Regions from separate parts of the Homo sapiens genome. Here all the other regions are linked to region 1. The links are chromatin contacts, found by Hi-C or POLR2A ChIA-PET in ENCODE. All regions are on one chromosome and are shown on one strand. Each heading gives the region's core, a stretch centred on a gene start or an enhancer-like site at or near the end of the contact. The rest is flanking DNA. Distances are from core to core; before and after follow the strand shown. Region 1 holds the start of MYADM (myeloid associated differentiation marker). Region 2 holds the start of C19orf84 (chromosome 19 open reading frame 84). Region 3 holds the start of ZNF444 (zinc finger protein 444). Region 4 holds the start of SPACA6 (sperm acrosome associated 6).

Region 1 (2,996 bases), core at 17-2,516:
TGGATCCCTTCCCCTCTTGCAGGATCCGTGAATCCAGAGCCCCAAGCCCCAGCCCCAGCCCCATCCTCATTAAAATTCTGAGTCCCTCCCTCCATCCAGGAGTCAGGAATGTAGGCCAAAAATATCGCTGCCTTCCAGACCCAGGCGGCTAGGCTTGCAACACCTGCTCGGAAAACCCGAGTCTGAGCTTTAATGGTTCTATTATGATGATCATGATGATTTATTTTTAATAGAGCAGAGTCTCCTTATGTTGCCCAGGCTGGTCTCGAACTCCTGGGCTCAAGGGATCCTCCCTCCTCAGCCTCCCGAAATGCTGGGATTACAGGCGTGAGCCACCGCGCCCAGGCCTGATTGTTCTTTTGAGCCAAGAATCTGGGCCTCAGCCTAGGCATCCTGTGGAGCCCAGGAATCCGGGCCCCCAACTGCTACCGCGCTAGCTCCCAGGAATTTTGCCCCCAACACACCCCACCCCTATCCACTGTGATATCTGAGACCTGCGTCCAGCCCGAGTCCCTTACCCTGCGGCGCCCGGTGCCAGTGGGTACTAGGGGAGCATTTTGCCGCCCCTTCAAGTCCTTAAATACAGGAATCTAGCCTCTGTTTCTTGGGGAGACCCATCAGTCAGGGATCGTAGCCCAGAACCACCTAAAGCCCAGGAATACTGCTCTCAATTCTGCTCTCCCTCAGGGCTCCAAGAGACAGAGATCCTAGCCCCCCCATTGAACTGAGGGGCCTGGTCCCCCAATCCGCTGCGACCCAGGTGTCTAAGGTTTCATCCGGCAAGGAAGGGGTGGGGGCGGAACAGACCAGGAAGGAGGGGGTAGGAAGGGAGCGGAAGAAAGGAGTGAGGTGAGACGGGGGCGGGGACCTGAGCTGGGGGGCTCTGCACTAAACAAACCCTAAACATGCGGGGTTTCTATGGTAACGGTCTTCCCTGGCCTACCCGGGAGACTCCTCTAGGGCTGTGTCGAGGAGGGCAGCCCCCAGGAGTCTCCACGCCGCCAGCTGTTGTGTCTTCCTGTTTTGTCACCACGGCAACCGTGACCTCAGCCCTCCACCCTGCTCACTGGGGTGGGGCGGGAGCTCCACGCTACTTTTACTCTGGGGGGCGTGGTCTGCTCTTGGCCCCGCCTCGGGGCGGGGCTGGGATAGCCCAGACTCGGGGAAGTCCCTGTCCACCGCCCTAGCCGGAGCTGCGCCCCGCCCCGGCCCCGCCCCCGTCCCGCCCGCGCTGGCTCCCCAGCCCTCCAACCCCACCCAGCCCTCAGACCCTTCCAGCTGCCGCTGTCGTCTTTGCTTCAGCCGCAGTCGCCACTGGCTGCCTGAGGTGAGGTTGTGGGGACCCCAGAGGGCATAAGCAACAGTCTAGGGTCTTTATGGCCAGAGAGAGGAATGGGCTGGGTCTCAGAATGTCTGGGTCCCTAGAAAGACTGGGGCTGGGCCAGGATTCTTGGGGTTCTGCAGAGGAGAGGGCTGAGGACCTGGACTGTGGAGGTCATACGTCTGGAAGAGTGGGGAAGGGGACCTGGACTCCGGGGTCTGAGGGAGGAGGGGCTGGGGGTCTGGACTCCCGGGTCCGAGGCAGGAGGGGCTGGGGGGTCTGGACTCCTGGGTCCGAGGGAGGAGGGGCTGAGGGCCTGGACTCCTGGGTCTGAGGGAGGAGGAGCTGGGCCTGGACTCCTGAGTCTGAGGGAGGAGGGGCTGGGTCTGCGGGAGTAGAGAGATGGGGACTCGTAGGTGCCCTAGTTGGAGGCTGGAATCTGGTACGTGGAGGTCCTTTAGGAGGGGAAGCGCTTAGGGTTAGGTGTCCTGGGTTTGGGAATGAGAATGGAAGGAATTCAGAATTACTGACCCCTCCCCATCCAGGGGACAGACAGAATCGGAACTTTGGGCTCCTGAAAGGCCGAGGGAGGGGGGTGTTAAGATCCAGCCCCGTGCTTCCGAAGTGCAGAAGGAGCTGGGAAAGGAGGAGAAGACAGGGCTGCGTCCCGCACCTCTGGGTGCCGAGAGCCGAAGCTGGGGTTCCGGGGCCCGATTCTCAGCGTGAGCGATGGGTGTGGCGTCTGGAGTGGACGAGGGAGGACACTGAGGGGCTGGGTGTGGCCCGGAGAGTCGGGTGCGCTGCGAGGAATCCCGGAGGGGTGTTTCCTCACCCTCCAGGGTCTGGCTGCGCATTCCTGAGCTCTGATCTCGGGCGATGGCTGGAGGCCCTAAGGGCGGGGTGGACCCCTCCCCTCCCCTCCCCTCGGCGCGCCCCCCTCCCCTGCGCGCCCCCCTCCGCGGCTAGCCCACCTTCCGCGGGGGACAGAATGAGTGACGCCCTCGCTCGTCCTCCTCCCCTGCTTGGGACGGGGCAGTAGCCCGCCTTCTAGAGCACGGGACGCTGGGCCAGTCCCGATTTCCTTCTCCTTCGAGGGTCCTGGAGGGGCGTGGGGGCAGGCAGTGTCTGGCTCCGGGTGGAGCCTCCCAGGTGCTCCCGCAAGCCCCGAATGGCGATTAGGGAGGCCGTGGGAGGCGTAGCTGGGCCTCGGGCCTGACGCCAGCACCGCGTGCAGTTTCCGGCCTGGAGCCTGAGCCCCTCAGAGGCCCGGGTCCCTGCCCACTCCGGTCTTAGAGATGCTCTTGGGGGGGCTCTCAGCCCATGTTTATAGGGATCCAGAAATGCAGGCCTCCAACCCTGAGAGTCGGGGTCCCCACCCCCCGGAAATCCGGGAGAGGGCGGGCAGCCCCGGAGGCGGGCGGGGGTCCGGGCACCGCCTCCTGGTCCCTGACACATTCCAGATGCCTGGGCCGACTCGAAGCCCTTATAAGGCGCGGAGACACCGGCTCTGGCTGGGCCGCCCGCCTCCACAGCCGCCGCCCAGGGTTCTCCCGCCACTGCCGCCCGCACCCCCGCCCCCGCGGGGTTAAGATCACACACGCGCCCACGCCGGCCCGCGGGGCGTGCACTTTCGCTGGGTTCCGTCCGCCGCAGCCCAAACAGTTAACTGAACGGG
Region 2 (2,996 bases), core at 294-2,793, 2.5 Mb before region 1:
GCTTCTTTCTTCCCATCCTGGGCAGGCAGTGTTGGTGGTGATGGCAGTGTCATTGGTGGGGTCCTGGGGCCAGCCCCAGGGCCCCCCGCCCGGCCCCTCTCTGGCTGCTCAGCTCTCCCAAGGCCCCGTCGATGCAGGCCTCGGCCCCAGCCTGGCCTGTGCCTGACTTCCCAGCCTCCGCGTCCCCTGGGAGGCCTCCTAACTGCCCCCGGCTGGGAGTGGCCTGCCTGGGAGCAGCAGGGGCAAGAGGGCAAGGCCTGTTGGAAGGTGTAGGCCCCCAGCAGGGCGCTGTGCAGGAGGCAGGAGAGGGTGTCCAGGCGTATGGGCACGGTGACAGAGGCCACGCTCTCCGGGAGCCCCAGGTGGGTGGGGTCTGTGGAGTTCAGGAGCAAGGGTGGAGGGGCTGGGAGAGGCGCAGGGGGCCATGGCTCGGTCCCAGATGACGGCAGGGACAGGTTGTTCCTAGAACAACAAAAAGACAGGTCAGTGGGGCTCAGCGTCTCCGTACTTTCTTGTTTCTCGCTGCCAGGCTGTCTCTGCACCTCTGCAGAAGGCAGCCATCTCTCCATCCTCAGTGCCCACCTGTGACTTCCTCCCCCGCTTCTCTCTTTTTGTTTCTAACCCGGGTCTCTCTAAAGAAACAGACAGCTCTGCCATGAACTTCGGCACCAGACAGAACTCAGTTCCAATTCCTGGTGGCCTCGCTTTTGGTGGTGTATCTTTGGACAAATCATTTTCCTATTCCGAACCTTAATTTGTTTATAGTCACAGATGGCTTTGGATGGTATCAAAGGTGCGTATGACAGCGCTGGGTCTGGTAAGTGCTAAAACAGTGGACAGCTACGATTTCTCCAGCCTTCTGGGGATCCCTGGAGTCTTCACATTTCTTGGTTTATTCTTGGAAATTTCTGTTCGATGAGTATCTGTTTCTAGCTCTTTTTTTTTTTTGAGATGGGGTTTCACTCTTGTTGCCCAGACTGGAGTGCAATGGCGCTAACTTGGCTCAACGCAACCTCTGCCTCTCGGGTTCAAGCGATTCTCCTGCCTCAGCCTGTCGAGTACCTGGGATTACAGGCACGCACCACCACGCCCGTCTAATTTTGTATTTTTAGGAGAGACAGATTTCTCCATGTTGGTCAGGCTGGTCTCGAACTCCCGACCTCATGTGATCCACCCGCCTCGGCCTCCCAAAGTGCTGGGATTACAGGCATAAGCCACTGCACCCGGCCTCCGCCTGTTTCTAAGTATCTCGCTCAACTCTCACCAAGATCTTCTAAGATTCTGTACCTATGTGATGATACCTGAGCCTTTTTTGTTTTTCCTGATTCTCTATGCAGGTCTGTTCAGCGCGCCCTTTCTCTCTCGTTTTCTCTGTCCCCTCCTCTCTCTGGGTCTCTGTCCCCCTCTCAGGAGGTCTTTGTTTGTCTCACCCTTCAGGCCCAGCCCCGTCCTTTGGTTGTTCCATCTCCACTGGGGCCCTCTTACGTATCTTCTAGCAACTTCGCCTCCGAGATCCTTCGGGGGCCCGGGAAGGTTGGGGAGGGGCCGAGGCCGAGAGAGGCGGGGCTTGGCCGGGTCAGAAATGGGGCGTGGCTCGCGGAGTTATCCGGGATCCCAAAAGAAAGAGCTCAGGCGGGGACCTGGATCTAGTTCCCCAAGATCACTTACTTAAGGCCTCCAGCACCCTGTAGCCCCTCCTCCCTCAGACCCAGGAGTCCAGATCCCCAGCTCCTCCTCGCTCAGACCCAGGAGTCCAGATCCCCAGCTCTTCCTCCCTCAGACCCAGGAGTCCAGATCCCCAGCTCCTCCCTAAGACCCAAGAGTCTAGATCCCCAGCCCCCTCCTCCCTCAGACCCGGAAGTCTAGGGCCCCAGCCCCTCCTCCCTCAGACCCGGGAGTCCAGATCCCCAGCTCTTCCTCCCTCAGACCCGGGAGTTCAGATCCCCAGTTCCTCCTCCCTAAGACCTAGGAGTCCAGATCCCCAGCCCCCTCCTCCCTCAGACCCGGAAGTCTAGGGTCCTAGCCACTCCTCCTTCAGACCCGGGAGTCCAGGCTCCAGCCCCTCCTTCTTCAGACCCCGTACTCTGGTTCCCCAGCCCCCTTCCTCTCTCAGATTCAGTAGTCCCGGGACCCCTGCCCCCTTCTCTCTCTCTCTCTGTCTTTCTCTCTCTTTATTCCTGCCATATCCTCAAGACAGATTCTTTAGGACTCAAGGGACGTTTTAGGTAGGGAAATGTGGACACTCCCTAGGGCAGAGGGCGTGGTAGATGGTCTGGAGGTCTTAGCCATTCTAGGCGCTGGGTTCTACTAGGTGCCGTGTCTCTAACTTGCTTTGTTACTTTAGGTGCTTCTACTCTCTATGCCCTAGTTTCTCCATCTGAGAAATGGGGCTAATATTACTGTCCAGGTTCTTGTGATATTACTTGTGTATTAGTAGACACAGAATCTGGACCACAATTAGGCTGAACACATGAGATTTACTTATTGTTATTGCTGGTGGTTGTGACAGTGTTTTGCTGAGAAGCAATCGTCATTATTACATGCATTCATTTAAGAAATATTCAATGCCTGCTATGATTTGGGCTCCAGGCTGCACACGGGACAGAATAGACATGGCCCCTACTCTCAGGAAACTTGCATGCTTGTAAGGGAGACAGACGAGACATACATAGCATATATTCTGTAAGAATATGTACCTGAAGATGTCAAATCAGGGCAAGAGGATATAGAGTCACCGAGGTAGGGAGATAGAGCAGATAACGTGGTTAGGGGCCTGGCCCGGTGGCTCACGCCTGTAATCCCAGCATTTTGGGAGGCCGAGGTGGACGGATCACTTGAGGTCAAGAGTTTGAGACCAGCCTGGCCAAGATGGTGAAACCCCATCTGTACTAAAAATACAAAAATTAGCTGGGCGTGGTGGCAGGCACCTGTAATCCCAGCTATTCGAGAGGCTGAGGCAGGAGAATCGCTTGAACCTGGGAGGCAGAGGTTGCAGT
Region 3 (2,996 bases), core at 198-2,697, 2.3 Mb after region 1:
TGGGGGAGAGAGTGAAAAATTATCTACTGCCCACCTTAGGTTTGAGATGCCTATTAAGAAATCCAAGAGGAGATGTCAAGTAGGCCATCGGATATGAGTGGGAAGAAGATCAGCGTGCTCTAGGAGCAGAAAGGAGGCATGACTGGAACTCATTAAACACGAGGAGAAGACAGTGGTAGACAGGTGGGCCAGGGCAGATTAGGCCACCGTGGGCAAACTGGTCACAAAGTTCTGAGTCAGCCACTCATCGCTTGTGAAACCTGGGGAAAGTTGTTCATTTATGAATATAAGACGAACAACTTCCATGTAATGAATGCTTGTTATGGGTAAGCCACTGTCTTCGTTTTTATGGCGCGGAGTCTTCAGATCAGCCGGGGAGGTGGAGGATGGGAGGGGGATTCTCTTATCCTTGTTGTACGGAGGAGGAAATACGCTGCGGGCTGGGGTAGGGCTTGTATGAGCCATAATCAGGTCTGGAACTGTCTAGATAAAAACTTCAGCTGATCTCTTAGGATGTCTGTCTGCTCTAAAATCCAAATATGCTTCTTCACAGTTCTGAGATGCAGAAACTGAGGCCTCAGGACGGGGCAGTAGTCTGTCCAATAGGGGCACAGCGAGGACGCGTGGCAGGTAGCGCTGTCCCCCAATTCACCCCAGGGGAAACTGAGGCTAAAGAGAGGGCGGTGTCCTGTCCAGGTTCACACACAGGAAGAGCCAAACCGAGGCCCCCGCGCTGGCCCCCTCCTGAGCCACTGCCCACCCCGGAACAGGAGGGCAGCCTGCTCACGTCCTGATTCCTGGCACCGACATCGGCCCTTAAGTTCTGCCCGGGTGGAGAGGGAGGACAAAAAAAAATGCGATCCGTAGTCAAGGAGACGTAGCCTGCACTCCTGATTGGCGCAGAACTCTAGCCTGGTCTCCTCCTCCTCCTCCTCTTCGCTTGCCAGCTTCTAGAGCTCCGGAGGCCCCACCTCCCAAATGCCCGGCGGTGCCCGGCCTCCCCTGATCTCCACAACAACGCCGCCATGGCTCCTCCTCCTCCTCCCTCTTTTTTTCCCGGCACTTCTGCGCATGTCCAGGGCCCGCGCGCAGACCACTGGGAAGCCTCCTCGTGCATTCTGGGAAATGTAGTCCAAAGCCTGTCGCGCTCAGACAGCCCGCGACATTTGCGCCGTCAAGGCCAAATAGGCTGCAGACGACGCTTTCGCGTATCTTGGGAAATGTAGTTCCAGTGTTGGCGAAGACGCCACGCGGTGACAAACAGGAGTAAGGCGGTCCCCAGGCGAGGGCCAATTGGCAGCCGCCTTTGCCGCGATGCTTCCTGGGAGTTGTAGTTCGGGGTGAGGCCGGGGCTTCATGGGGAGTTGTTGGGCTGAACGAGCGGCTCGGAGTATGGGATTGGGGGAGGGGGACGGGGGAGTTTGGCGCAAAGCCTGCTGGGGCATGGAGTCCCGGCGAGCTTTGTGCGCATGTGCGGGGAGGTGAGGGGGCTTGGGGGGCCTCGCCTGAGAGAGTGAGGTGAGCGAGGGGGGAAGGAGGGAGGGATTGGGTGGGGGCGGTTGGACGAGGGAGGGACCAGAGGTTGGATGGGAAGAGGGGCGCCGGGGGCCTCAGGAGGGAAAGATGGGAGACTTGCGGGGAGGGGAGGAGAAGGGGGCTGAGTGATGGGGAAGGGGCTGGGAGAGGGAACTAGAGGGGGAGGGACTTGGAGAGGGGGAGGGGTGGATAGTGGGAGGGGGTCGTGGATCCTCGAGGTCCTGAACGCGGGAGAGAAATGCTGAGGGAGAGGACGGGGGAGGGGCGCCTGGGGGAGGGGGAGGGGCGGGACGGGGGAGGGACAGGTGGGGGAGGGGAAGGGGACCCTAGCAGAGGGTGGGCTGTGAGATGAAAGCTGAGTGGGAAGCTGGACCCTACAAAGGAGTCTGGGGGCGCCGGGACCGGACCCCTTCGGAAAGGTTTGCGGGAAGGGGCTTCCGGGGACGATGGTTATTGTTGTAACGTAGATACGGCGCAGGTGGCTCGTTTTGCGCGCTGCTTCTACAAGTGCAACTTTTACAGAGTTGTGAGATTCCTGAAGATAAGAATCGTTGCTCTGTTTTGCTGCTTTCTCAGTGCGGAGCATCTGCCTTTTTAGCTTGTTGCAAGGCATTATTACCTTCGGTAATATGTGTAAAGTGCTTAGAAACTCTGTTTATTGTCAAATGAAGTTGACCCCCGCCACCTCTACCCCAGTCAGGATGGAGTCACCCTCCTCTATATCCGATTTTAACGCCTATTCCAATGTATACTTAGTATTTTAATCTGCGTGCGTGTTCATAGCAGTGTCCCCTGGGCACCTCGCAGGGAAACTTCGACAAAGTAACCCTAAGTCTGACTGGACACTTACTAGCCAGGTGTGGTTCTCAGCATTTTTGTTCTCCTTCTATCACTTTACAGTCAACGAAATGGAGATACAGGGTATTACAAAAGGTGCCTTGTACCTCGTCCAAGGACACAGAGCTGGTAGGAGGCAGAGCTGGAATTTGCCCCAGAGCCTTTGTGCCGTAGGTAAATATTTGTCCAGTGGGCCAGCGGCTCTCAACCAGGAGTGGTTTTGTCCCCCAGGGGACATGTGGCAATGTCTGGAGACTTTTTTTTTGGTTTTTCCAACTTGGGAAGTGCTACTGGCATCTCATGAAAAGAGGCAGAGATGCTGGTAGACATCGTATGTTGCACAGGATAGCCCGCCACGACACAAGTGCCATTAATGTCGAGGTTGGGAACCTAGAGTAGACAAACCGGTCTTTGTCGAGCACTTAGCCTTTGGAGGCTGCTTCTAACTCCTGCTCCCAGCAGCCTCTTGAGAGGAAGGAGCTCTTGTTAGTCCTGTGTCTCAGGTGGAGAAATGAAGCACAGAGGGGGTAAGTCACACGTCCACAGTCACACTGCTGATGAGTGGCAGAGCTGGAAGTTGAAGCCAGGCAGCCAGACTCCACAGCCTCTTAGCCATGATATTA
Region 4 (2,996 bases), core at 326-2,825, 2.2 Mb before region 1:
GGAGGGGCTGGGCACGGGAGAGACCCCAGCTGGAGGGGCTCAGAGCCCAGGGGTGGGGAGGGTGGGTGCTGGGTCCCGGGGTCCAGAAGCTGGAGAAGGCTGGGGACACCTCCTGGATTCAAGAGGGAGGACAGAGATGGGGCTGGGCAGACTTTGGGAGCCTCTTCCCCTCTCTGAGGCTCAGCCCCCTCACCTGCCAAATGGGGATGCTGAGGGCACCTCGCTCTCTGGAGTGGGAGGTGTCAGGGAGAGGACTGGTGCTCAGGGCCTGGTATGGGGTCAGCGCTGGGAGATTGTGGCTGTCATAGTTGTAAATGACCCAAAGAAGGGAGGAGAGAGGAAAGAAAGCACCTAGGGAGGCTCTGATGGTTGGCTAGCCCCTGGCCTCCTTAGCCCTGGGCCTGGAGTCTCTGCAGACTGACAGGAGGGTAGGTAGGAAGCAGGTGTGCCCAAAGGGCCAAATTACGAGACAAATGAGGTTCCCTCCCAGCCGGCACCCAGGAAGCCAGGTTTTCTATCAGGCCATGCCTTCCCCAGGAGGCCTGCCTGGCCGGAGGGAGGAGGGGCTGGGGGCAGGGACTCCTGGGTCTCTGGGGAGAAGGAGGCTTTGGATCTGGACTCATGAGTCTGAGGGAGGAAGGGGCTGAGTCCTTGGATTCCAGGAACATTTGGGGAGAAAAGGGCCAGAGGCCTGGATTCCTGGGTCTGTGGTGAGGAAGGGCCTAGACTTCTGGGTTCTTTAGGGAGGAGGGGGATGAGAGCCTTGACTCCAGGGTCCCTGATGAGGAAGGGGCTGAGGGCCTGGACTCCTGGGTTCCTTGGGGAGGAGGGGCCGGGGGCCCGGACTCCTGGGTCCTGGCACCCACCCGTAGAACCGACCTTGCGGGGCCTTCGCCGCACACAAGCTCGTGTCTGTGGGTCCGTGTCGGGGGCTCACCATCGCGGCTGGGGCCTCCCCGGCCCTCCCCCTCATCCCTGGTCCTCCTGGTCCCTGTCTGTCTGTCTGTCGGGTCTGTCCACCTGCCGCGCCCCCCGGGCTGAGGTAGGAGGTTGTATAGTTGAGGAGGACACCCAAGGAGATCACTATACGGCCTCCTAGCTTTCCCCAGGCTGCGCCCTGCACGGGACGGGGCCCGGCGGGGACCCCCAGCCCCACTCAGGGACCCTTAGCCCCACTGGGCTGCCCCAGGGACCCTGGGAGGAAGAGCCGGGCTCTTTTCTGTCCTTGTCCCTGCATCCCCTCCTTCCCCTGAAATCTGTTTTCCTTCCCTGTCTGTCTCCATCTCTGCTGTGTCTCTGTGGCTTCTGTGTCTCTTTCACAGTGGATCCTCTGACTCCCTCTTATTCTGGCTTTCTAGGTCTCTGCCCCTCCCGATATCTCTCTGTGTCTCTATTTCTGTCGTTTTTGGTCTTTCTGTCTCTGGCTCTCAGAATGTCTCTGTGCCTATCTCCATCTCTGACCCCCACCCCAGGGTCTACCGGGCCACCGCACACCATGTTGCCAGTCTCTAGGTCCCTGAGACCCTTTAACCTGTGAGGACATCCAGGGTCACAGGTGAGGTTCTTGGGAGCCTGGCGTCTGGCCCAACCACACACCTGGGGAATTGCTGGCCTGACTTCTGACCCCTGACTCCTCATACCCTTCCTCCAGAGCATGACATTTGACCACCAACTGAAACCTGACCTCTGACCCCAGACCACTGGCCCTTCCCCCGCCCTGTGGTGACTTCATAAAGGTTACTAGCTTCTCCCCTGGCCTTGAGACCCACACGATGGCCCTGCTGGCTCTGGCCAGTGCCGTCCCGTCTGCCCTGCTGGCCCTGGCTGTCTTCAGGGTGCCCGCCTGGGCCTGTCTCCTCTGCTTCACAACCTACTCTGAGCGCCTCCGCATCTGCCAGATGTTTGTTGGGATGCGGAGCCCCAAGCTTGAAGAGTGTGAGGAGGCCTTCACGGCCGCCTTCCAGGGCCTCTCTGACACCGAAATCAGTGAGGAGACCATCCACACTTCATCAGTGTCCTGGGGAAGGTGCAGAGGGAGGGCAGGAGAGGCCCAGAGGGTCAGGCTGAGGGACAGACAGAGAGAAACAGTCAGAGGAGAAAGGCTCAAAGACCATGAGAACAACAGAGACTTAGGGACAGAGAGACACAGACAGGGGAAGACAGCAGGGCAAAGACTCAGAGAGGGGAGGATGGAGAGTCAGAGAGGGGAAGATGGAGACTCAGAGAGGGGGAGGATGGAGACTCAGAGAGAGAGGAAGATGGAGACTCGGAAAGATGGAGACTCAGGAGTATGGAGAGTCAGAGAGGGGAGGATGGACACTCGGGAGGATGGAGAGTCAGGAGGATGGAGACTCATAGAAAGGGGAGGATGGAGAGTCAGGAGAGGTTGGAGACTGGAGAGGGAATAGAGACCCAGAGAGGGGAGGATGGAGACTCAGAGGGTGGAAGATGGAGACTCAAAGAGGATGGAAACCCAGAGAGAGGAGGACAGAGATGAGGCAGAGACTAGGGGAAGCAGGATAGCGACTGGTCGGGGGCAGAGACTCAGGGAGGATAGAGACTTGGGAGGGACTCAGGAAGCATAGCGACTGTGGGGCAAAGAGTCAGAGAGGGGAGGATACAGACTTGGGAGGGCAGAGACTCAGAAACAGAATGTTCGCATTAGGGACATGGTGTTGCGGGGAGCTGCCTCCCCCAGCCCCTGCTCCCTCCCTCACCGCCAGACTATGATGAGAGAAGCCACCTGCATGACACCTTCACCCAGATGACCCATGCCCTGCAGGAGCTGGCTGCTGCCCAGGGTGAGTGTGTGGGGATGGGGAGATGGGAGATGTGGACTTGGAGCCCCTAAGAAATGGGTATGTGGGAGGGCCCAGGGCAGAGGAAGGAGGCCCCCAGAGTTGGGCAGTGATCCGGGAGGGGAAAGCTGGGAAGACATTGAGCTCAGCTACTTGTCCAAACGAAGGCTGAAGGCAGCTCTAAGAGCCAGGGGCTGA

Evidence for each region. Hi-C counts contacts between places; a loop is a spot of excess contacts on that map. ChIA-PET counts read pairs that join two places held with the same protein, here RNA polymerase II (POLR2A). Pooled maps may share reads with other maps.
Region 2: a loop to region 1 is called in a map with no recorded cell type, with 8 times the contacts of the local background. The contact joins the promoter of C19orf84 here to the promoter of MYADM in region 1. A Hi-C loop is called at or near these places in 2 of 37 single-sample maps with no recorded cell type and 7 of 50 pooled maps. POLR2A ChIA-PET finds 5 or more read pairs at or near these places in 1 of 52 experiments (activated CD8-positive, alpha-beta memory T cell).
Region 3: a loop to region 1 is called in a map of naive thymus-derived CD4-positive, alpha-beta T cell, with 7 times the contacts of the local background. The contact joins the promoter of ZNF444 here to the promoter of MYADM in region 1. A Hi-C loop is called at or near these places in 1 of 168 maps with a recorded cell type or tissue (naive thymus-derived CD4-positive, alpha-beta T cell), 1 of 37 single-sample maps with no recorded cell type and 13 of 50 pooled maps. POLR2A ChIA-PET finds 5 or more read pairs at or near these places in 2 of 52 experiments (B cell and PC-9).
Region 4: a loop to region 1 is called in a map of CD4-positive, alpha-beta memory T cell, with 7 times the contacts of the local background. The contact joins the promoter of SPACA6 here to the promoter of MYADM in region 1. A Hi-C loop is called at or near these places in 7 of 168 maps with a recorded cell type or tissue (CD4-positive, alpha-beta T cell, CD4-positive, alpha-beta memory T cell, aorta and 4 more) and 19 of 50 pooled maps. POLR2A ChIA-PET finds 5 or more read pairs at or near these places in 3 of 52 experiments (CD4-positive, alpha-beta memory T cell, HepG2 and endothelial cell of umbilical vein).

What each region holds. Positions count from the first base shown.
Region 1 is chr19:53,866,617-53,869,612 of GRCh38, forward strand. It overlaps MYADM (myeloid associated differentiation marker), which reads left to right and starts at 1,267. Exons shown (of 3, transcript NM_138373.5): 1 at 1,267-1,327. It overlaps MYADM-AS1 (MYADM antisense RNA 1), which reads right to left and starts at 2,491. Exons shown (of 3, transcript NR_184033.1): 1 at 2,293-2,491. RefSeq lists enhancers at 72-1,047, 2,157-2,996 and a silencer at 2,823-2,882.
Region 2 is chr19:51,389,048-51,392,043 of GRCh38, forward strand. It overlaps C19orf84 (chromosome 19 open reading frame 84), which reads right to left and starts at 1,544. Exons shown (of 2, transcript NM_001193623.2): 1 at 1,431-1,544; 2 at 1-462. The coding sequence starts at 1,465.
Region 3 is chr19:56,139,840-56,142,835 of GRCh38, forward strand. ZNF444 (zinc finger protein 444) reads left to right here and starts at 1,448. Exons shown (of 5, transcript NM_018337.4): 1 at 1,448-1,518. RefSeq lists enhancers at 911-1,240, 1,271-1,410.
Region 4 is chr19:51,691,755-51,694,750 of GRCh38, forward strand. SPACA6 (sperm acrosome associated 6) reads left to right here and starts at 1,576. Exons shown (of 9, transcript NM_001316972.2): 1 at 1,576-1,986; 2 at 2,724-2,801. The coding sequence starts at 1,773. It overlaps SPACA6-AS1 (SPACA6 antisense RNA 1), which reads right to left and starts at 1,702. Exons shown (of 2, transcript NR_108100.1): 1 at 880-1,702. It overlaps MIR99B (microRNA 99b), which reads left to right and starts at 858; the gene lies at 858-927. MIRLET7E (microRNA let-7e) reads left to right here and starts at 1,032; the gene lies at 1,032-1,110. It also overlaps MIR125A.